Linked DNA regions of Homo sapiens: region 2 is linked to region 1. Evidence: chromatin loops called from intact Hi-C (ENCODE). Cell type or tissue: A673. All regions are shown on one strand.

Region 1 (2,500 bases):
ATTCCTGTGTTAGTTTGCTAAGAATGATGGTTTCCAGCTCTATCCATGTCCCTGTAAAGGACACAAACTCATCCTTTTTTATGGCTGCATAGTATTCCATGGTGTATATGTGCACATTTTCTTCAACCAGTCCATCATTGATGGGCATTTGGGTTCACTCCAAGTCTGTGTTATTGTGAATAGTGCTGAAATAAACATAGATGTACATGTGTCTTTATAGTAGACTGATTTATAATCTGCCTTCATTTTTAAAGTCCACTTTGCTGAATATAAGATTTTTGGTGGACACCTTTTTTGTTGTTTCAACACTTAGAATGTCATCCCAGTGCCTTGGAAGCTTCATTTTTTATTTTTATGTTTTAAAATTTCACTTTAAGTTCTGGGATATGAGTGCAGAATGTGCAGGTTTGTTACATAAGCATACGTGTGCCATGGTGGTTTGCTGCACCTATCTACCTATCGTCTAGGTTTTAAGCCTTGCATTCATTAGCTATTTGTCCTAATGCTCTCCCTCCCCTTGCCCTCCTCCCCACTACTGGCCCCAGTAGGGCCACAGAGAAGTGAAAAATTTTAAGCAGACAGTAGGAGAATCAGACTTCCACATCTTCATTGCCCCACCACCCCATTCTACCCAGGACAAATAGTTTGTAAAATCTCCTTCCAACTCATGGCTTCTACACTGGAAACAGTGAGGCTGAGGTAGTCAGCGAACTTCCCCACCATCTTGGGTTCCCTGTCGGGAGACTTGTCCTTGCCTTAACCTGTGGGAAGCACAGTGACTGCCTGAAGGGAGAAAATGCCTGAGGACAGGCAGAGACAAAGTGGGGAGGTGGGACTACCATCCTCAGCCCTGAAAACTGCTCTGTTACTCAGTCAAAGGAAATGCCAAATCATAGTGGCTGTTCAGCAGCACCATGCTGTAGGAGGTATGTTCCATAAGTCCCATGGGCACAAACTCCTAGCCAGCCTTGACACACTGCTGGGATAATCCCTTTGGGACCTCCCCTATTCAGATTAGGCAGTGGTTTGATCATTTCCTAGAGCTGAAAAGGAGGCAGTGACTTAGCAATATTGATTCACTAAGCAGATACATCTAATAAAAATCAAAACAAGGCTGGGTGCAGTGGCTCACGCCTGCAATCCCAGCACTTTGGGAGGTCAAGGTGGGCAGATTGCTTGAGGCCAGCAGTTCAAGACCAGCCTGGCCAGCATGGCAAAACCCTGTCTTTACTAAAAACACAGAAATTAGCTGGGCGTGGTTCTGCACACCTGTAATCCCAGCTACTCAGGAGCCTGAGGCACGAGAATTGCTTGAACCTGGGAGGCAGAGGTTGCAATGAGCTGAGATCGTGCCACTGCACTCCAGCCTGGTGGGTGACAGAGTGAGACTCTGTCTCAAAACAAAACAAAATCAAAACAAGCCAGATAGAAAAAACCAAAATAACAAATCCTTCAAAGACATAGAAGGTATACCCATAAGAAACAACAGGAAATCATGACCTTCCCAAAAGGACAAAGCAAAAATCCAGTGACTGACCCTAACAAGATGGCAGTTTGTGAGCTTTCTGATTAAGAATTCAAAATAGCAGGTTTTGTTTGTTTGTTTGTTTGTTTTGAGACACGGTCTTTCCTTGTCACTAGGCTGGAGTGCAGTGGCACGACCGTGGCTCACTGTAGCCTCAACCTCCCAGGCTCAGGCAATCCTCTCACCTCAGCTTCCTTAGTAGGCGGGACTACAGGAACATGCCACAACACCTGGCTAATTTTTGAATATTTTGTAGAGATGGTCCCACCATGTTGGCCAGGCTGGTCTTGAATTCCTGGGCTCAAGTGTTCCTCCTACCTTAGCCTTTCAAAGTGCTGGGATTATAGGCATGAGCCACCATACCTGGCACAAAATAGCAATTTTAAGGAAACTGAGTGATCTCCAAAATAACAAAGAAAAGCAGTTCAGAAATTTATCAGAGAAATTTAACAAAGAGATTGAAATAATTAAAGAAAAAACCCACAGAAATCTTGGAAATGAAAAACACATTTGCTTAACTGAAAAAACTCTGTGGAGGCTCTCAATGGCAGAATGGATCAAGCAGAGAAAATAGTGAACTTGAAGATGGGCTATTTGAAAATATACAGTCAGTGCAGAACAAAGAATGAAAAGGAACAAAGACTGTATATAAGATATAGAAAATTACCTCAAAAGGCAAAATTTAAGACTTACTGGTGTTCAAGAGGGAGCTGAGCAAGAGGAAAGATAGAAAGCTTATTCATAGAAATAATAACAGGTAATTTTTTAAAACTTGAAAAAGATAGAAATATCCAGGCACAGGAAAGTCTGTGCCAAACAGATTAAACCCAGATGAAACTACCTCAAGGCATATAATAAACTCTCAAAAGTTAAGAACAGAAAGAGGATCCTAAAAGCAGCAAAGAAAAGAAGCAGATAACATATAAAGGAACTCCAATTGGTCTGGCAACAGACTTCTCAGTGGAAACCATATAG
Region 2 (2,500 bases), 60 kb before region 1:
TAATTTTTGTATTTTCAGTAGACATGAGGTTTTGCCATGTTGGCCAGGCTAGTCTTGAACTCCTGACCTCAAGTGATCTGCCTGCCTCGGCCTTCCAAAGTGCTGTGATTACAGGCATGAGCCACTACGCCTGGCCTTTTTTTTTTTTTCCCTCTTAATACTTAAAAAAAAAAAAATTAGGCCAGCACAGTGGCTCATACTTATAATACCAGCACTTTGGGAGGCTGAGGTGGGAGGATTGCTTGAGGCCAGTAGTTTGAGGTTACACTGAGCTATAATTGGGCCATTGCACTCCAGCCTGGGGATAGAGCAAGACTGTGTTTCTTTTTTTTTTTTTTTTTTTTTGAGACAGAGTCTCACTCTGTCCCCCAGGCTGGAGTGCAGTGGCACAATCTCCATTCACTGTAAGCTCCATCTCCCGGGTTCACGTCATTCTCCTGCCTCTGCCTCCCGAGTAGCTGGGACTACAGGCGCCCACCACCACTCCCAGCTAATTTTCTGTATTTTTTAGTAGAGACAGGGTTTCACCGTGTTAGCCAGGATGGTCTCGATCTCCTGACCTCGTGATCCGCCTGCCTTGGCCCCCCAAAGTGTTGGGATTACAGGCATGAGCCACCGCACCCTGCCCAAGACTGTGTTTCTTAAAAAAAAAAACCCAAAAAACAAAAAAAAACTTATTTAGTTGATACATGTGGTTCTGGTTCATTCATTTTTAACTACTTTGGCGTTTCTGTCTCTATTTCATATATTTAAACCTCTGTTAACTGACAGACTTTTTGCTGAATATTCTGGGGGACAGGAAAAAGGAATTTATTATGTCATTTTTAAAGTTAGACTAGGAATGCTGTTTTGACTTTCAAAACCAGTTTTCCTTTTTTGGTGTGGAATGTCCTCGTTTATCATATTCCTGGGAAAATCCTTTGTACTTCCTGAGAGAAGGCAGAGAAGAAGAATGTTTTATTACATAGATGAACATGTCTTGTACAAGATACAGAGCAGCATCTGCCACAAAACAGTGAGCTCGTGGGGGATTGAGCTGCTGCAACAAAAGCCTGGGTTACTAAAATTCTCAGATATTTCAAGTGCAGACAAGCTGTGGGTGGAAATTTGTTGGCATTAATTCATTGTTTCTTTTCTGTGTGTTTGGAATTATCTGCAATTTGGGTACTATCTGCTTTATTTTGTAAAAGGAGATGCGCCTTTTATGGTAAAAAGGCTGTTCTTGAATTGTGTCGTGGTTTTATGGGGCAAGCAAAAGAAAAGTAAGGTCTAGAAATGAGGGGACATACTTTTTGAGACAGGTAGTTGGTGTGAAATAAATATTTGTTTTAATAATAATTCTGTACATATTAGTCAATGTATATTCTTACTTTGAAGTCATTGTTTTAAAAAGACAATCTCTGATAAAATTTTATCTTCTCAATTTCATGCTGTTGTCTTTCATTTCCAACACTCTTGATAATGGTTTGAACATTTTTGCAGAGTACACAGGGCAGAGCTTCATTCAGGTTGTCCCTCCAAATGATTTGCTGTAGTGCATTAACCAGAAATGCTGAGGCAGCAAGGGAAACACTAATAAATTGGATGGTTTCCAGGGACTGTCGCTACGGCAAGCAAACACAAGCCAAAATTAAAATGTTAGTTAGGCACCCAAGATATAAGTCTGGCCAGATATGCTATTAACAGTGAATCTTCCATTCTCATTAAATTATTTGAGATCTGTACAATTTGAAGATTGTTACAAATGGTGACCAATTTTAAGCATATTTTAATTAGGGGTGGTATAATAGTCTTTTGGCTAAAACTTAATTAGAATGAAAAAATACTTTTGCCTTTTTTATTTGATAGATTCCAGTGCCTCAGGAATGAACCTCCAGTAATGGGAGAGTTTTTTTTGTTTTGTTTTGTTTTTGAGACGAAGTCTCACTCTTGTTCTCTAGGCTGGAATGCAGTGGCGCAATCTCGGCTCACTGCAACCTCCACCTCCCAGGTTCAAGTGATTCTCCTGCCTCAGCCTCCCGAGTAGCTGGGATTACAGGTGCCTGCCACCAGGCCCGGCTAGTTTTAGTATTTTTAGTAGAGATGGGACTTCACCATGTTGGCCAGGCTGGTCTTGAACTCCTGACCTCAGGTGATCTGCCCGCCTCGCTAGTGCTGGTTTTCTTGCTAACTACACAAATTATACTTCTGTAGTAATTTTCACAAATTATTTTACCGTGAAAAGTATAGGTATGGGGAGAGGAGATAGTGGTATGTGAAAGGGCCTTTTGTATTTTTCTTGTTTTGGAATGATTTCCAATCATTTTCAAACAGAACCTCTAAACCAAAGAGTTTGTGTGGCTTGGCAAATGAACCAGAATTTTTTTTAATTTAGTACTTCAAGGTTTCTAAATTTTGTAAACTTGTTTCTGAAACTAGTGAAAGCCTGAAACTAGTGGATGGCCTAAGACTTTTTTAATTTAAAAAATGTTTCTTATTTCTTCATTGTTTGTTAGGGTTC

The links. Hi-C counts contacts between places; a loop is a spot of excess contacts. Peaks named below come from ENCODE experiments on the same cell type or tissue, not always from the same donor. Only the 100,000 strongest peaks of a DNase experiment are listed, where the experiment ranks them.
Region 2: it touches region 1 in a loop (2.9-fold over the local background); 1 of 110 quality-filtered maps calls a loop at or near these places.

What each region holds. Positions count from the first base shown.
Region 1 is chr10:72,771,303-72,773,802 of GRCh38, forward strand. All of the region lies in intron 1 of MCU (mitochondrial calcium uniporter), which reads left to right. Among named protein-coding and RNA genes, the nearest start is that of MIR4676, 52 kb to the left of the region's middle. In A673, no CTCF peak of the experiment used is centred here; a DNase peak (open chromatin) is centred at 969; H3K27ac peaks cover 513 bases.
Region 2 is chr10:72,711,385-72,713,884 of GRCh38, forward strand. The region is part of intron 1 of MCU (mitochondrial calcium uniporter); the gene reads left to right. Among named protein-coding and RNA genes, the nearest start is that of MIR4676, 8.4 kb to the right of the region's middle. In A673, no CTCF peak of the experiment used is centred here; no DNase peak of the experiment used is centred here.